Linked DNA regions of Homo sapiens: region 2 is linked to region 1. The links are chromatin loops, found by intact Hi-C in ENCODE. Cell type or tissue: Calu3. All regions are shown on one strand. Links, peaks and the distances in the headings refer to the core of each region. The heading gives the core; the rest is flanking DNA. Region 1 has its middle 6.2 kb from the start of EFNB1. Region 2 overlaps EDA (ectodysplasin A).

Region 1 (2,911 bases), core at 206-2,705:
GCTTTTCAGGGTTATTAACTCCAAGCCAGGGCCTCATTAAAACACGAATGGTAGGAGCAGGCAAGGGAAGGAGAGGAGGGTTGGAACACCTCAGACCCCCACAGTGGGCTCTTTTCCTTACTAGCCAGAGCTGACTCTTCACACCAACGACTACTAAGAACTGAGTGACTGAAAGAGAGTCTCAGGTGAGTGGCTTCCATGGGGAGGGGAGAAGGTAAGGGCGACCTGCCTCAGTTTCCTCCAAGATCACCAGGTTGGAGAGAGACAAAATGTCTCAGGGAGCCATGGACAAGAGTGAGGGTGGGGTTGGTGAGCCCTCTACTCAAACGTGCTTGTTGGTTTGGGATTGGTGGCTAACTGGAAATGGCATGTGGTGAGGGGAAGTGACTTGAGTGTCTCTCTCATCTCTTTAAGTCTCAGGTCCTGGAACCTGCCAGGGTCAGGGGAGGCCCAGCAGTGTTTGTGAACTGGACTCACCTATGCTTATTCCTGGGAGAGACTGGCAGGATCTCTGTTGGAATCTCCCTCTTCGGTCCTGGATTCTTGACTTTTTCACGCATCTGATGTCTGTAGGAGTGTCCTAATTAGCTATAGCCTCTGTGTGTGACAGGATCTGGGAGACTGCTCATCTGGCCTGGGCAATCTGTCCTTCTGTCAAATGGTGAAACCAGAGAAGACTTTCCCTGAGATGAGGAGAGGGGAGCAGGAGGAAGGATGCAGAGCTAGTCCCTCCATGTTCCATGGAGCATACAAGTCTTTGCTGTGGCCAACACCATTCCTTGACATCAGGGGCTGAGCTGCAGTCATCTCCGTGTCCCTCCCAGGAATAAAGGCTGTGTCTGGCATGTGGCTGATGTAGATATTTGTGGCTTGGAGCCAGAGAGACCTGCATAAAACTTTGGGTTCTGTTGCTTACTGGATGGGAGACACTATTTAAGTCACTTGGCTTCTGAGTGCACCAGTTTCCTCGTCTGTATATAGAATGAGTTTCTTATGAGAAAATGGATACAAACAATCTGGAATGTAGTAGGTGCTCAATAAATAGTGGCTGTCACTACCACTACCGCTGCCATCATCACCATCACCATTAGCATCTGTGGAGTGCCTCCTGTATGCCCATCCTTATGCTTGGCCTTGATGCATAAAGATAAAGGAGAAGCAGTCAGTGGTTTCTGCCCCAGGTTAGTATCTAGTGAGACAGCTAAGATGTACACAAATAATGAAAATCCAAGTGGAGATCTCGGGCAGTACAGTCAGAATATGGAGCTCAAAGAGAGGAACAGTCCCTGTGGGCTAGGGCCTTCCAGGAAGGCTGTCCAGAGGAGGTGGGTGCTCAGGCAGGCCTGAATAGATTAACTTCCAGTGTCTGGAGGGAGGATAGGGAGAAACGAGGGCGTTCCTGGCTTAGCTCAGCCCAGGCCAGCACCGGAAGCTGGCCGTGTCCCGGTCTTCTGTTCGGCTGCTGGGGGCGAGGCTCAGTGCTGGTTCAGCTTTAGGGATGCAAATACTTAGCTGGCCATCAGAGGTCGACAGAGTTTGAGAAATAGGCAGGCTACTAGGGAGCGGAAAAGATTGCTTGGGGACTCCACCACTTTGATTCAATAACCTGTCTCTTTTCCTCACCTCTTTTACTGCCTCTTTTCCTCACCTCTAAGATCACACCCTCTCCCTCCCTGGTCTTTGGAGCCCTAATTCCTTCAGGCACTAAGTTAGTGCAGAAGCTCCCAAACTTCCTGTATTCTGCACCTCTGCCAGGGACACCGATCCCAGGAGGAAAGTTCCCTCCCTCTCCACACCCCACCCTTCCCAGTTAAGGCAGGGGCTGCCGCAGGCTCTGCTTTGTGTCCTGGAGAAAGGCTGTGGAAGAAAAACAAGCCAGGCCAGGGAGATTGATGTTCCTCTGAGGGGCTGGCTTCCTGGCGAGGAAGATGCTGAGTGGTTTGTCAATCGAGGTTTGTCAGGGCCTCAGCCTCACCCCAACACTTCTTTGGGCAGCCCTGGAGAGGAGGATGTCTGGTGGGGGTGGGGCGGGGAAGGCTTGGTTGAGAGACTAAAGGCTTAGAGACTGGGCCCTTACCAGGACCTTCCTCATTGAAGGTGGGAAGGAAGGTCTCTAAACCAAGATAGACTAAATTGTGAGTGGGGAGGGGAGGTGTCAGACATCCTGGCTGGGTTGGCTGAGGGGCAGCTGGAGGGTGGTGGGCCTGGGTGCCATATATCTGCCAGTGGTTATCTGGCCAGCTGGGTCCAGCCCCTATTCTGTCCTCGGGATGCCCCAAGAGGCTCGTGGTCTCTCTCCTGGTAGGCCTGGGGTTATCAGCCAAGAAAGCCCAGAACCTGACCCTTTAACCTCCATGGTTGGGTGGGAGGCAGGATGCTAGCTCGGAGTCCAGAGAGGGCTCAGAGCTAGGGGGCTGGAGCACTGAGGAAGCAGCTTGTCCTTCCCTCTGCTCCTCGGTTGCCCAAATGCACTCTCGGCTTGGGGTGTTCCTCCATAGGAACTTTATTCCCGGTGTTTGTGGGGCCTGACGTGTCTAGTGTGTTCACTCGGGAACCAGGAGGAGGACCTGGCAAAGATGCATCCCATCGCCCTCCCCCAGGCCCACTGGCCCTCTGAGATGAGGAGCTAGGCTGGGGTCAGTGACAGATGAGGACAGGTGCTGCTCCCTTCCCTCGAATTCCTGTGCCCCTGACAGTGATGAATGGCCCAGCCTAGCCTTGCACATTCTCCAGGTAACCAGAGCAAGAGAGCAACAGGCTTACCCTTACCTAGGCTGCCTCCTGCTGGGCTGGAGAGCAGAGGACAGGGGCACTACTGGAGGAAACTGAGCCTAGATCAGTGAAACCCAGCAGGGCAGGGGTTTCTGAAGATGAGGCCTCTGAGGGCCCAGGGTCCCAGCTGCCCTTCAGA
Region 2 (2,911 bases), core at 178-2,677, 800 kb after region 1:
AGGATCAGCGCCCCTGAGGAATTCTGGTAGAAATATGCCGTCTTGCTAGACAACTTCTGAACAGCAATTTTAAAAATCTATGGAAATAAAACTCACCCTTTGCATGCCGGTTCTGATTCTTAAGCGGGGTAGGTGTGCGGTGGGAAGGGTGGGTGGGAAGCGCTTTTACTACTGTTAGCTTGAGAACGGGAATCTGCCAATGGAATAATTACTCAGGACTCGTCCCCCAAGAGCAGTTTTGTTTGTTTTTGCAATCTTTATGGTGTTTGTGCCCTAATAAGCAAACTATTAGCTTTGGTGTTTGTTTTCTATTCTATTCTTTCTAGCTTTTTATTCAAGTAAATTTCGTTCACTTAACGTAAATACTGTCTTGGTTGCCATATGTGAAACTTAGGAGAAGCATCCAAGGATCCTTTCGAGGTGGCTAAAGAATAATAATAAAATTGTACCTCTTAGGGAAGAGAGCAAGTTGTACAAATAAGTTCCTTGAGGTGAGGGACCCAAGCCTTCTATATTTACTGCCACATCCAGAGTCATTGTCACAACTCTGTAAACATTATTTGTGCCACTTTGACCTCCCATCTAAAGTGGTACGCTTGATAGAGACATCATATTCATGATAATAGTGTAATGTTAGGACTGATACTTAAAAAAAAAAAAAAAGATGTGCATTGTAAAGTTGCCCTGAGCCTTAAAATGTCTTACTAGCACACTCCAATTTATATAACAGCTTATCAAAGAAGAGAATCAGCAGACATGCTTCTCATACTTGAAACTTTAAACATTGTAGCTAAACGATAATTAACTAGGATTCTGACTCCTTTATTTATCTACTGCCACTCCCCCCACACCCCAATGCCCAGCAGAAGTATTTAGCAGCTGAACATTGATATTCTGTGAAAAGATGAAAGAATTAAACTTCTTTAATCAAATGTTGGCCAATACTTTTTGGCATTCAGGATGGACAGAGCCATTTTTATAGACTGAGGATTAGCAGAACAGCTGTACTGTAAGGTTTCTGTGATGGCATGAAACTCTTACAGGTGTATAATGGCATTTAGTTACCTACCCTTTGTGTGGCACTAAAATAGTTCTGTCTAGATTTAAACACAGCTTCCTATCTTCTGTCTTTTATTCTTTCTGTTTTAATATTTTTGAGCAATAGAAGCAAGGATACTAGCTCTTTACATTTGTTGACATCAATTGGAATCAGTTTCCTAGAGTTATGAAGGGCTTATATGAGTCCATTTCGTTTGATTCCCTTGGGAAACATAGGCCCTAAAGGGAAAGTGACTTGCCCAAGGTCACATAACTAGAGTCAAAACTGGGATGATAGTTGCTCTAACTCCTAGTTGGGTGCCCATTCCCCCAACTACCTCCTGGGACCTTTTGCGAGGGAGCAAGATGGAGCTCCACATTAGAACTTTTGCAAAGTAGAGGGCTCAGCTCTGCATCATTTTGTTCTACTCTGCCTGTATTTTGACCACAGTAAGTTTAACCGTGTGTTCCTTATTCTTCCTGAACTTCACTTTCAGATTTGGAGTATACTTTGAAGGAATTTTAGCCCAAATTCAACTTGTTTATTTTAAGTTGTTCAACTTAAGTTTATCTTATCTTGTATATTAGTTTTAGTATACAAAAATAACTTTTTAAAAAAGTTGATTGGGTATTAAATTAATACTGCTACAAGCTTGGTTAAAATTTCTAGTGCCCTGGTGCACCCTCTGCTGGCTTTACAGTGACATTTAATTTTCAGTATCTGCTGACACTCAGAATTCTACATTGTGCTGACAGATTCTGATTCAGTAAATAAGGAAGTAAACAGCCTTGTGGGATTTGGCCACGTAGGTCATATTTTTATATTTTAGTTTTTAAACACAAACAACTGCTGTTACAGCAAATCTTGGATGGAGAGGAAGAAAGATAAAAATATACACCCTTCAACGGGCAGTACATTCAGGTTTCTTACCAGTTTATCTGTAAGGAGTGAAGGCAAGCTGATGAGAGTAAACTGCAGGAAGCTCTCATGAGACCAAGTGGGCAGAACAGTCAGAGACACTTCATGCAGGTAGGCAAAAGTAAACCTATCCATACTTATGAGATGATGGGCTCTGGGCTCTCAGTTATGACTCAAGAAAGGGACCTGGAAATCACTGTAGATGTATGTATATCATCTGTCAATTTAAAAACTTTTTAAGCAGGGCACACAAGGAAGTTAGGGCAGGTAGGATACAGAGCAGAGAGATCAGCACAGTTCTCCATGTGAAATGTTAGAAAAGTCTCCCTGGTGGGGACACACTTGCTGATGATGAAGTGAGAGAGTCACATCAGACCTTCCGTAATCAATCATCTCCTTCAGCTGGAGCAACCAAGTAGCTGAGATTTGTCTGGATAGTTGGTGGAGATTATCTCAAGAGCAAGGGATATCTCATTTGTGTCTGAATTAGGACAATATACAGTAATATGATCGTCAGAGTAAAAAACTAAAAATCACTGTTGATCATTCTGTGGAGATGTTGCGCCGGTTGTGATTGTGGTCCTCAAAGGCCAAGAATGTAGTGGGTATCATCAGGAAGGGTGTCAAAAACAACAAAACAAACCACTTACAAAACACTTATTTTTTCCATGTACAAGATCAAAAGCAGATTGGCTTCTACAATCAGACAGGAAATTCTGGTGGCTGCTCCTCAAGAAAAGCCTAACAGCTGATAAAAGTCCTCAAAAACCCCATTAAATTGATCAAAAGGATGAAGGGATTTTCTAGTTGGTTTTTCAGTCTGGATAGAAAGAGGTTGAAGGAGGAATATGATCAAAGTCTACCAAACCATGAGCGAGATGAATATGATTAATATATTGGTGTAACGTAACAATCCAGTTCAATAAATAGAAAGCCTGCTGTGCCAGACACAAT

What was found. Peaks named below come from ENCODE experiments on the same cell type or tissue, not always from the same donor. Only the 100,000 strongest peaks of a DNase experiment are listed, where the experiment ranks them.
Region 2: a loop joins it to region 1, with 16 times the contacts of the local background. A loop is called at or near these places in 13 of 110 quality-filtered maps.

What each region holds. Positions count from the first base shown.
Region 1 is chrX:68,821,323-68,824,233 of GRCh38, forward strand. No RefSeq gene overlaps it. Among named protein-coding and RNA genes, the nearest start is that of EFNB1, 6.2 kb to the right of the region's middle. RefSeq lists enhancers at 1,819-2,319, 2,320-2,820. In Calu3, for the core only: CTCF peaks have their summits at 1,500 (motif pointing right) and 1,703; a DNase peak (open chromatin) is centred at 1,499.
Region 2 is chrX:69,617,276-69,620,186 of GRCh38, forward strand. The region is part of intron 1 of EDA (ectodysplasin A); the gene reads left to right. Among named protein-coding and RNA genes, the nearest start is that of EDA, 2.6 kb to the left of the region's middle. In Calu3, for the core only: CTCF peaks have their summits at 1,585 and 1,784; a DNase peak (open chromatin) is centred at 1,736.